Linked DNA regions of Mus musculus: region 1 is linked to region 2. The links are chromatin loops, found by intact Hi-C in ENCODE. Cell type or tissue: heart. All regions are shown on one strand. Links, peaks and the distances in the headings refer to the core of each region. The heading gives the core; the rest is flanking DNA. Region 1 holds the start of Dhx57 (DEAH (Asp-Glu-Ala-Asp/His) box polypeptide 57). Region 2 holds the start of Srsf7 (serine and arginine-rich splicing factor 7).

The links. A loop is a pair of places that touch in the nucleus more often than their neighbours do. Peaks named below come from ENCODE experiments on the same cell type or tissue, not always from the same donor. Only the 100,000 strongest peaks of a DNase experiment are listed, where the experiment ranks them.
Region 1: it touches region 2 in a loop (4-fold over the local background); 1 of 42 quality-filtered maps calls a loop at or near these places.

The regions. Positions count from the first base shown.
Region 1 is chr17:80,287,117-80,292,494 of GRCm38, forward strand. It overlaps Dhx57 (DEAH (Asp-Glu-Ala-Asp/His) box polypeptide 57), which reads right to left and starts at 3,360. Exons shown (of 24, transcript NM_001163759.1): 1 at 2,940-3,360. It overlaps Morn2 (MORN repeat containing 2), which reads left to right and starts at 3,096. Exons shown (of 5, transcript NM_194269.2): 1 at 3,096-3,221; 2 at 5,209-5,262. In heart, for the core only: a CTCF peak has its summit at 4,231 (motif pointing right); a DNase peak (open chromatin) is centred at 3,085; H3K4me3 peaks cover 2,115 bases; H3K27ac peaks cover 1,595 bases.
Region 2 is chr17:80,205,695-80,211,072 of GRCm38, forward strand. It overlaps Srsf7 (serine and arginine-rich splicing factor 7), which reads right to left and starts at 1,611. Exons shown (of 8, transcript NM_146083.2): 1 at 1,481-1,611; 2 at 154-334. The coding sequence starts at 1,508. It also overlaps a transcript of Gemin6 not described here. In heart, for the core only: a CTCF peak has its summit at 3,020 (motif pointing right); a DNase peak (open chromatin) is centred at 1,677; H3K4me3 peaks cover 2,325 bases; H3K27ac peaks cover 2,381 bases.

The DNA of each region.
Region 1 (5,378 bases), core at 79-5,078, 81 kb after region 2:
GCATCATCCTGAGTGAGGTAACACATTCACAAAGGAACTCACACAATATGTACTCACTGATAAGTGGATATTAGCCCCAAACCTAGGATTCCCAAGATATAAGATACAATTTGCTAAACACATGAAACTCAAGAAGAATGAAGACTGAAGTGTGGACACTATGCCCCTCCTTAGAATTGGGAACAAAACACCCATGGAAGGAGTTACAGAGACAAAGTTTGGAGCTGAGATGAAAGGATGGACCATGTAGAGACTGCCATATCCAGAGATCCATCCCGTAATCAGCATCCAAACGCTGACGCCATTGCATACACCAGCAAGATTTTATCGAAAGGACCCAGATGTAGCTGTCTCTTGTGAGACTATGCCGGGGCCTAGCAAACACAGAAGTGGATGCTCACAGTCAGCTAATGGATGGATCACAGGGCTCCCAATGGAGGAGCTAGAGAAAGAACCCAAGGAGCTAAAGGGATCTGCAACCCTATAGGTGGAACAACATTATGAACTAACCAGTACCCCGGAGCTCTTGACTCTAGCTGCATATGTATCAAAAGATGGCCTAGTCGGCCATCACTGGAAAGAGAGGCCCATTGGACACGCAAACTTTATATGCCCCAGTACAGGGGAATGCCAGGGCCAAAAAGGGGAAGTGGGTGGGTAGGGGAGTGGGGGTGGGTGGGTATGGGGGAATTTTGGTATAGCATTGGAAATGTAAATGAGCTAAATACCTAATAAAAAATGGAAAAAAAAAGATAAAAAGGTTCTAACAAAAAAAATTATTTAAGAGAACAAGGCTATTACAGAGTAGTTGCTGAATGCCTCACTCAATAACCTATGAGTGGATATATGAATAGGTGGAGAAAGTGAGCCATGAAATACTTGTGAAGAGAACATCCAAGCAGCAGCAATGACAGATGCGAAGGTTTCAAGCTCGGAACATCAATTAGCGCCCTGGGCCAGGTGCTGGGATGAGGCCAGAGTGCACAGAAGGAAATAATAGTTTCAGTTGGGCAACTATTACAGTCGTTCAGGTTAGAGAAAAGAAATGCAGTGTCTTAAAAATGGTGGGGAGGAAGACATAGGGTGTTTACATCGAAACTCCATTGGCTGTGGCTATGAGGGGCAGGAGGAAGTGCCTGTGTCAGGGAGACTTTGAGATAGAATGCTAGCTCCTCAGAAGTTTTACTGTTGGTTTGTGTAAACAGAGCAGAACATTTATACTAAATAGGCTACTCTGGCTTTGGTGGAATGCCGTGTGTGTGTGTGTGTGTGTGTGTGTGTGTGTGTGTGTGTTTAAGTAAAGCTTTCAACAAATGTTTTGGTAACTGATTCTTCTTTGCTGTGGTACCTGACTTCAGTATTAGCTGCATTGTGAGTGGTAGATAAAGGTGGTGGTTTGAGATTTGAATCCAAGACTGGTTAGTTTTTATACGAATGGCAGATTCCCTGGTGGGTGGGTCATTAGCTAGAATCAGGAAAGACAGTTTCTCCTAGGTGAGTGGGACCCCCCCTCCCCACAAGTGGCCAAACACCATAGAGAAACCAAACAAAAACACAAATAATGTCCTCTTTCAATTTAAAGTGTAAAACTTGCCAAGCAGTGGTGGCAGACACCTTTAGAGGCAGGTGGATCTGTGAGTTGGAAGCCAGCCTGGTCCACAGAGTGAGTTCCAAGCCAGCCAGGGCTACACAGAGAAACTGTCTTAGAAAACAAAAACAAACTAACAAACAACACCCCTCAATTATTTTAACTACTCTCTAACCCTAGATCCCCACTAGGCAAGACATCCTGAGCCCCAACCACGAGCTCTCCAAAGGACAGCAGTATATACATACACTCACAAAACCATAATGACATGAAATGATTAACATGTGACTGAAGGAATGGCACAAACTGAATTTTCAATAATCGCATTCTCCCACCCCCCTCCCCCCACCTTTATGTCTTTCCAGACAGGGTTTCTCTGTGTAAATAGCACTGGCTGCCCTGGAACTCGCTTTGTAGACCAGGTTGGCTTCAAACTTACAGAGATCCATCTGCCTCTGTTTCCAAAGGCGTGCACTACCACGCCCAGCTGCATATCGGGTTTTTGTCTTTTTGTTTTTTTTACGTAGGAAGAAAGGAAAACATCAAACATCTTACCACCCAAACCACCCAGCTGGGGTCAATTCATACATTGAGAAATGGCTGAGGAAAAAAAAAAGGCAAGAAGATTCTGTACTGACTTAAAACAAGTTGCCTCACACCAACCCAGAAAAGGTTACATTTTCAACTTGAGCTGTAATTTTCACGCAAAAATCTGAACCAAGATTTACCGATTATAGCGGCATCCGATATCACATTCCCCAGACGTTTTCTGTAGAATACAAATTAGGTTATCTAGTCCGCAGGGAGGAATCCCACTATCTATGTAGCCTGCTAAGATTTCATCTTTCTTTACCATAGACACTGGATCCAAGTTTGGCTCTAAAAGGATCCTTTGTTTCACACCCAAGTTTGGCTCCCACGTACAGCATCGTCAAGCTGAGGTGATGAAAACTGAACCCACACCGCTTGCCTCCCAGGCAAACCTCTGACCACTATACATTCCCCCAGCTCCATTCAGATACCTAGTCATGCAAGGTTCCTTTCTTCAACATCCATCTTCTCCAACCCTTTCCCCAAACAGCCCCTCGGGTCGCCACCGAGCCACAGACAGGAAATGGGGCTGGCGCCCCTCCTTTTCAACCTTGCTCGGAGCCGTGGGTGTGGACGACCTCGACTGCAGATCCCGGGGTTCCCCAGGATTCTGCAGGTCCAGGTTCACTGCCCCTGGGCTGACAGGCAGGACCATAGGGGCTGCATGGTCCTCGGATGTGATCACTAGAGAGGGGAGGCGGCAGGCGGGCCTGGCAACCCCGAACCCGCGCGGCCCCGCACATGCCACGTCAGGCCGTACCTGGCTCGTAGCGTTGCTGGCTGCGGAGCTCAGGAGGCGGCACCCAGGGTCGGGGTCCGGGCTGGGTTCAGCTTCCCTCTTGGACCTCACCCGCAGCAGCCGCCCCGCCCAGGTGTCTTCTGATTGGCTTCTTGCACTTTTGCTTCCGGGTGAGAGGTCGCCCGGTCGCCCCAGCAACCGAGGCCCGCTCTGTCCTAGAGCCCAGCTCCCTCCAGCCTGCCGAGCTGGCGAGCCTAGGGGAATCGCAGAGTCGCGAAAGCCTGTCCTTCACGTCTCCATCAAGTGAGTGCGCTTCCTCTCGGGAGCTGATGGACCCGGAGCCAGCCGCAGCATCCACTCTGGGGTGGAGGGGCACCGACAGCCCGGCGTCGGGGGATCCGGAGATACAGCGTGGGCCCCCGAGTCTGTGGGTTCGCTGTGCCTATCACTCCGGATTTGTTTCCTTTACGGTGCCAGATCAATGGCAGAGGTTCCTGCTAACTCACATAATCCAGAAATTTGAATGTGGAAACGTCACCCCCTTATTTAGAGAATATTAGTTTCTGTAATCGAACTCACACAGATAAGGTTTTACCTATGTAATACAGTGAAGTAAGCCTGTACAAATGGAAAAGAAATTAGCTTGATGTTTCTAGACTAATATGGCTGCTGATTTTGGTACAATGACAACTCAACATGGTTGAAAACACAAGTACAGTTTTCAAAAATTAAACGTGTGTTTAATATATATACATATTTAATATATTATATAATATATATTAACATATAATATATTAATATTATTTTAAATATAGGTATATGTTTATATGTGTATATATTTATATATGTGTATATATTTTTATATATGTATATATATCTATGTATATGTATAAAGAGCAATAATAGTATGTTATGCATCAGTAATAACAACAGCTTTTTCAGGTCCTGTAGTCATCTGAACAAAATTGTAGACGTCTAGCCTCGCCTTAAAAACAAACAAACAGAAAAACACCACCAAACAACTAGAAACAGCACAGGTCTGTGACCATTAGGGTACCAGCACAATATATATATGTATATAAGTATACACATATACATACATGTGTGTGTATTGTACATATATAATTATATGTATATTATATATATGTATGTATATTATAGACATATAATTAGCTTTTAAATCATCTGTAAAGAAGACATCCTGAGTAATATTGGAACCATCTTTGATAAAGCTACCAATTCATATCATGCAGCAGGTAGGAGATATTTTACACTCACATGATACAGTGCTGCCCCCACATTTGTAACACTAGAGGGCGAAAAAGGCATTTGAGACTTCTTTTTACTTTTTTCAGCAGAGGGCCAAATGCTGGTGTGACATAGCTCTGTAAAAGAAGTGCACTCTTTTAGATAGGAATTCCTTTCAGTAGTGTTCAAAGTATTACACTCTCACGAAACAACAAACAAACAAACAAAACCAAAAAAAAAAAAACCCTGAAAACCAAAAAGGGGAAACATTTCCCCGAGATAAAGCCGTACAAGACTATGCTCATCAAACGTGGAAATCTGAAGAGCGGTTGAGGACTGCTTCATTTCCTGTATGATCAGTTGTGTTTAGTAGTGTCCTGCTTAGTAGGCGTTTAATGATTCTGTCTCAAGAGCCATTCATTCCCTAGATAAGCATTTTCTGTTTGTACTCAATACCGAGTCAGGTGGTGGGAGGACATTTCATCGATCTATGGTCCCTATTTTAGTGTAGGTGACTAACTACACATAAGCATTGCTTTACTAAGACCCCTAGTCCTGGAACCAGAGGAGTTTAAGGATGAGAAGAAGTCAGACAGACTTTGCAGAGGGGCCATCTACAGAGTTGGACACTAGCCTGCATGGCCTACATAGGTTCATCCTTTTAGTCAAAAGTAAGAATGAGACATTGAGGTAGAATCTGTTTCTACCCAAAGAAGACGCTCGTGCCTCCGGGAGAGCACAGCATAGCTGCAGTGGGCACTGTGAGCAGATTTCGTAATCTGATAAGCATTGTTAAAGCATCCACTACTGCCTGACTGAAAAAAAAAAGTTAACTTTGTACTAATAAAATCATACAAAATAAATTAAAATAGGCCATCTAGGGAAGATAATTTATTTCCTCAGGACTCTGCACCAGCCAGTAGAAATGCCAGTGTGTCTGTGTGAAGAGAATTTACCGGAATCCTGCTGAAAGCACATGTGCTGTGGGTCTCATGATATTAAACTATTTAAACTTACCTTTATTTCCCTCAATCTCTTAAAGCTTCGTCAGAAGTATATAAGATCAAATTTATATTTCCAAATGGAGACACATACGGTAAGCATGCATCTTAATTATCTTTTCATATAGGAAATTTGTTTTATAAAACCTTTTTTTTTCAATTCTATGAAAAATTTAATTGAAAGTTTTCAAATTTTTCTCTAGAAATATCA
Region 2 (5,378 bases), core at 152-5,151:
ACCACCGGAGCTATATGGTGAGTTCCAGGTCAACATAGGCCAGAGACACTATCAAAAATAAGGTCCACCCCCAGAGAGTCTATGATTAGCACCGAGATTACTTATCCAGCCCGAGGGAATATTTTAAAGAAATTTGAAAAACAACCCACTTACTTCCCATCCAATCCTCGAACTGCATCCTCTGCATCTCTAGGGTCTTCAAATTCCACAAAGGCGAATCCTGGAGGATTTCTGGCAATCCACACAGTTCTTAAGGGCCCATAGTAACTGAATGCCCTTTCTAACTCTCCTTTACCAGCACCAGTTCCCAGGTTACCAACATATACCTTGGTTTCTGTTTAAAAAATGTAAACAGAACAAATGTTATTCAACGTGTGATAGGGAATTCATTTCTTTAAAACAGACCATCCTTAAAGAGCTGTGCAACGTACACGTTTTGTTTTGGAGACTCTGAGCCAGCTAAGTGATCTACTCGGAGCCACCCTACAACTATGTTAGCTATACATCGCTCAAACGACTCTCAGGCCTCAACCTCCCTGAGGCAGCTAGTGCACCACCAGGTCTGGCTCCCTTTATTTAGAGGTCTTCACCAAGTACTAAATCTTACAGCGTGAAAGACTGGAAAGCCAGACCTGCGACCAAGTTCTGGCGCTCTTATAGGAAGGAAACCCTGGGAGACTGCAGCGGGAGCATGGTAGACTTGAGGCGTGCGGGGTGGAGGTGGGGCCCGGCTCGGGCCCGCCCCGCCCCCCGAGTCCCCGCAGCCTCGGGCACAACAGCGCGCGGGCTCCGGCGGCCCGGCCTGCGGAGAGGTCTACAGCGAGGATCAGGGCCGAGCCAGTTCCCGGCTTCCACAGCAGGCGCAGGCTCACCCGAGTCCCCGCCCCAGAGCCAGAAGCCACGCTCGAAACGGCGAAGGAAAAAAAAAGAGAGAGAAAAAAAGCCGTCGCCGCTTGCAGCGGTCTTCCCCTCGCGCTACTCCTCATGCCGACCAATTGTTGGACGACGCGCAGCTCGCAGCTGCCGGTTTCGTTCCGTCTCCAGCCCAACCCGAATCTTAACGCCCATCATCACTCCCCGGCTCCAGTGGCGGGAAAGCGCTGAGGAAATGCGCCACCACGGTCATCAATGTGCTCAAAATGGCAGCCGCCGCCGCCGCCGAGGGCGGGGGGTGGGGTGGTGGAGGCGGGCGGCAGCGCGGAGAAATGGCCAACGCCACCACGGCGACCCCGCCAGGCTTCGGCCTGTCCAGGAGAGACCAAAAGGCGCCAAGCGCCCGGGCCCTAAGCGGCACACATGCCCTCCAGTCCCGCTCGCCCTCCTCCTCCCCGCCCCCGCGGCCTCGGGCTTCGTACAGCGTGCGCAGGAGCCGCCATTACGCACGCGGAATAACCGTCTCTAACCGCCGCGCCGCCCCTGCGGCCCCGCTCTGCTCGGTCGGCGGGCAGCACCGTCCTCCCCTGGGGCCCTGGCCGCTTACCTCCTCCATACCGCCCGTAGCGTGACATGATGGCCGGCCCGTGTACTCGGCTCTAGCTTGGAATGCTCACAGCGCGAGTAGCACGGAAGCGGCTGCGCAACCTCCTCTGCCTGCAATCCCGGCGGCACTACAAGGAAGAGGCCGGAGTCGCGCTTATATAGGCGGCGGGCGGGGATTCTTTTTTTCTGCGCATGCGTTGTGTCAACGTTCTGCGCGGCACAAAGAAGCTGGGCGGAAACAGCCTAGAGGCGGGGCGGAGGGAACTTAGAGCGAGACTCTGCGAGCGGAGCGGAGGGATACGTTTCCATGGGAACGCCGGGATCTTGCCCATAAACCTGTGGCCTTCCGGCGGTCTCCTGCTCCCTCCCCTCCCCTTCCCCTTTCCTGAACCCTGTGGGTCCTCCTAACCTCTCCCAACCCTTTTACCTCTTCATTTTAATCTAGGAACTGACAGCGACCGTAACCTAAGTACAGGTACACTAGACCGTTCTGTGAAAGTCCGTAAAATTTAACCGCTGCTGTCCCGGTCGCCACCTTTGGGGTACCTGGCCTAGTCTGTGTTCAGTGATCTTTAAGGCTCAACAGAGGTAATTAAACTAAGACCAGTGTGAAAATAACCCTTACTCCACAGTTATGTCTAATGGTTATTGCATCACGGGCCTCAAAAGGGATGACTTCCCCCGGGGAGTCTGCATAATACCTCTCCTTTTTGCACTGAGTCACTAATTTGTTAGTTTGATCTGAGTACTTGGGGGTTTGCTGAAACAAAGGGATAGGGTTGTGGAGAAGGGGTTCTGGCAATGTTAAAGTTGTGGCAAAACTGTAAAAGTTTGCAAGCATACTGAGCCGAGACAATTCTTGCATCTGAAGCACAAATTTATTTTTCCCTTCTAGTGCTTTGGATTTTTTAAAAGTTGTGTGTGAATTTTTACTTAAAACCTTACAGCTCAGCCACTCAATACGTATCAGTCTCCCTGAGTTGCTTAAAATCTGCCTTTGAATTCTGCATTTGCCAAAATTCAACTCTAAAAAGAGAGCTAAGTTCTTTTTTTTTTAAGATTTATTTATTTATTATATGTGAGTACACTGTAGCTGACTTCAGACACTCCAGAAGAGGGAGTCAGATCTCATTACCGGTGGTTGTGAGCCACCATATGGTTGCAGGGATTTGAACTCATCATTTGAACTCAGGGATGACCTTAGGAAGAGCAGTCAGTGTTCTTACCCACTGAGCCATCTCACCAGCCCAAGTTCTTTTTATCAACCAGCAAAAAACAAACAAACCAAAAAAAACAAAAAACAAAAAACAAAAAACATTACATCGTAACTACTTGGAATACTCAAGGGTTGGAAATTTTACACATAAAAGAGGAAGTTCCTAGGTACGTGTATTTCATCTCCGTTTTCATTTGCTGTGTGTGGATTCAGGTGTGGAGTGCTTTCTCTAAAGGAGTCCTTCTTGGTCAATAAAGCATGAGACTCTTTTAAAAAAAAAAAAAAGATTCATTTGTTATTTATACGAGTACACCGTGGCTGTCTTCAGACACACCAGAAGAGGGCATCAGATACCTTATAGATGGTTGTGAGTCACCATGTGGTTGCTGGGAATTGAACTCAGGACCTCTGGAAGAGCAGTCAGTGCTCTTAACTGCTGAGCCATATCTCTAGCCCCTCCCCCCCTTTTTAAAAGCAAAGACTCTTAAGTACTACTAATTTATATGTATGTTGATTTTCAAATATTTAAAATTATAGTGTCTCAACAAAAATCTCTGGCAAGAAAATAGAAACTCTACACAGTGAAGTATATTGTTCTGCCTCAGTCTTACTACACAGTATATTGTTCTGCCTCAATCTTCCTGTGTTTGCTTGCCACAGGAACTTCTGCAGTCCAGGCCTCCCACAGATTCACTATGTATACAACCCAGAGCTTTTTTTCATGCTAGAGAAATATTCTTCTAATCTGCTTCTCTCTGAAAGGCATTGAGCAATAATTATAAACATTTGTATTCTCTCTGAAGGAATAGCAATTCTATAAAGTCTAATTCCACTTTTTTGTTTGTTTGGGATTTTGTTTGTTTGTTTTTCAAGATTGGAGTCTTTCTGAGTAGCCCTAGCTATCTTGGAATTCTCTCGGTACACCAGGCTAGCCTGGAACTCAGAGAGACCCACCTGCCTCTGTCTCTTGAGTGCTGGGATTAAATGTGTATGCCACCATGCCCAGCCTCTAGATTTGAGTTTAAATGAATCTACTTGGGTCAACACATATTCTAACATTTGCTAATATAAGCTATTGAGTGATTATTATTATGCCACAGTTGTTAAATCTTGGCTATTGGGGGCTGGTGAGATGGCTCAGTGGGTAAGAGCACCCGACTGCTCTTCCGAAGGTCAGGAGTTCAAATCCCAGCAACCACATGGTGGCTCACAACCATCCGATCCTGAGATATGACTCCCTCTTCTGGAGTGTCTGAAGACAGCTACAGTGTACTTACATATAATAAATAAATAAATAAATAAATAAATAAATCTAAAAAAAAATCTTGGCTATTACCACATTAAAGTTGGGGGTTATGGCTAAGACAGGAAAATAATTAGAGGCCAGCCTGGGTTACATAGTATTATAGTATTATAATCCTATGATCTGCATAGGAAAAACCCTATCTTTGAATTTAGAACAACAAAAAAAGGAAGGCAGAGTATTCATAATCTTTTTACATCAATTTTTTTGTTTTGTTTGGTTTGGTTTTTTGAGACAGGGTTTCTCTGCGCAGTTCTGGCTATCCTGGAACTCACTCTGTAGACCAGGCTGGTCTTGAACTCAGAAATCCACCTGCCTCTGCCTCCCAAGTGCTGGGATTACAGGCGTGTGCCACCACTGCCCAGCCCAATTTTTAAAATTTATCTTCATTTATTAAATGAAAAGAGTTGAACAGTTGTTTTTTGTTGGTGGTGTTTGTTTATTGAAACAGGATCTTGCTGTAAGCTCTTCCTACATCCATCTTCCAGTGTTCTGAGAAAAAGTTGACTATATATGTAATGGTGGTTTTACCTAGTGCCTGAGGCATGCATGCAGGAGACAAGGAGAAAGTTTACTTTTTCTTTCTGCTTTTTCAAGACAGGGTTTCTCTGTGTAGCCCTGGCTGTCCTGGAACTCACTCTGTAGACCAGGCTGGCCTCGAACTCAGAAATTCACCTGCCTCTGCCTCCCAAGTGCAGGGATTAAAGGCGTGCGCCACCACTGCCCAGTGAAAGCTCACTTTTAAATCTTGTTTTCTTCACTGTTTTAAATTTGTTCTTAAATTATTGTCACCTTTATGTCAGATGAGGAAAATTCTACAATAAGACAATCCATTTAAACGTTTTGTGCATCTGTCTCTCTTCTTTTTAACACAAAGAAATAATCTTGCTGGGTGGTGGAAGCACATGTTTTTAATTCCAGCACTTGGGAAGCAGAGACAGGCAGATATCTATGAGTTAGAGGCCAGTCTGGTTGGTATACGTAGTGAGTTCTAGGACAGCCAATGTCTACAACCCCTCAGGAAAAAAATCTCTAACAGTGATCTTTTAATGTGTATTTGTGTATGATATACTTACACATGTACATATTCCCTGCAGGTTGCTCTAAATGTCCATGCTCAACTACATCCTTTCATTATTTTTCTGTAAACCACGATCATCAGATCTCCCAGAATGCTTTTAGAAATTCTGGAGAGGAAAGGTTTTTGGAATGTATAATTCTGTCATATTATAAAAAATGAAGCTGGGGGTGGTGGCGCACACCTTTAATTCCAGCACTCGGGAGACAGAAGTAGGCGGATTTCTGAGTTCGAGGCCAGCCTGGTCTACAAAGTGAGTTCCAGGACAGCCAGGGCTACACAGAGAAACCCTGTCTTGAAAA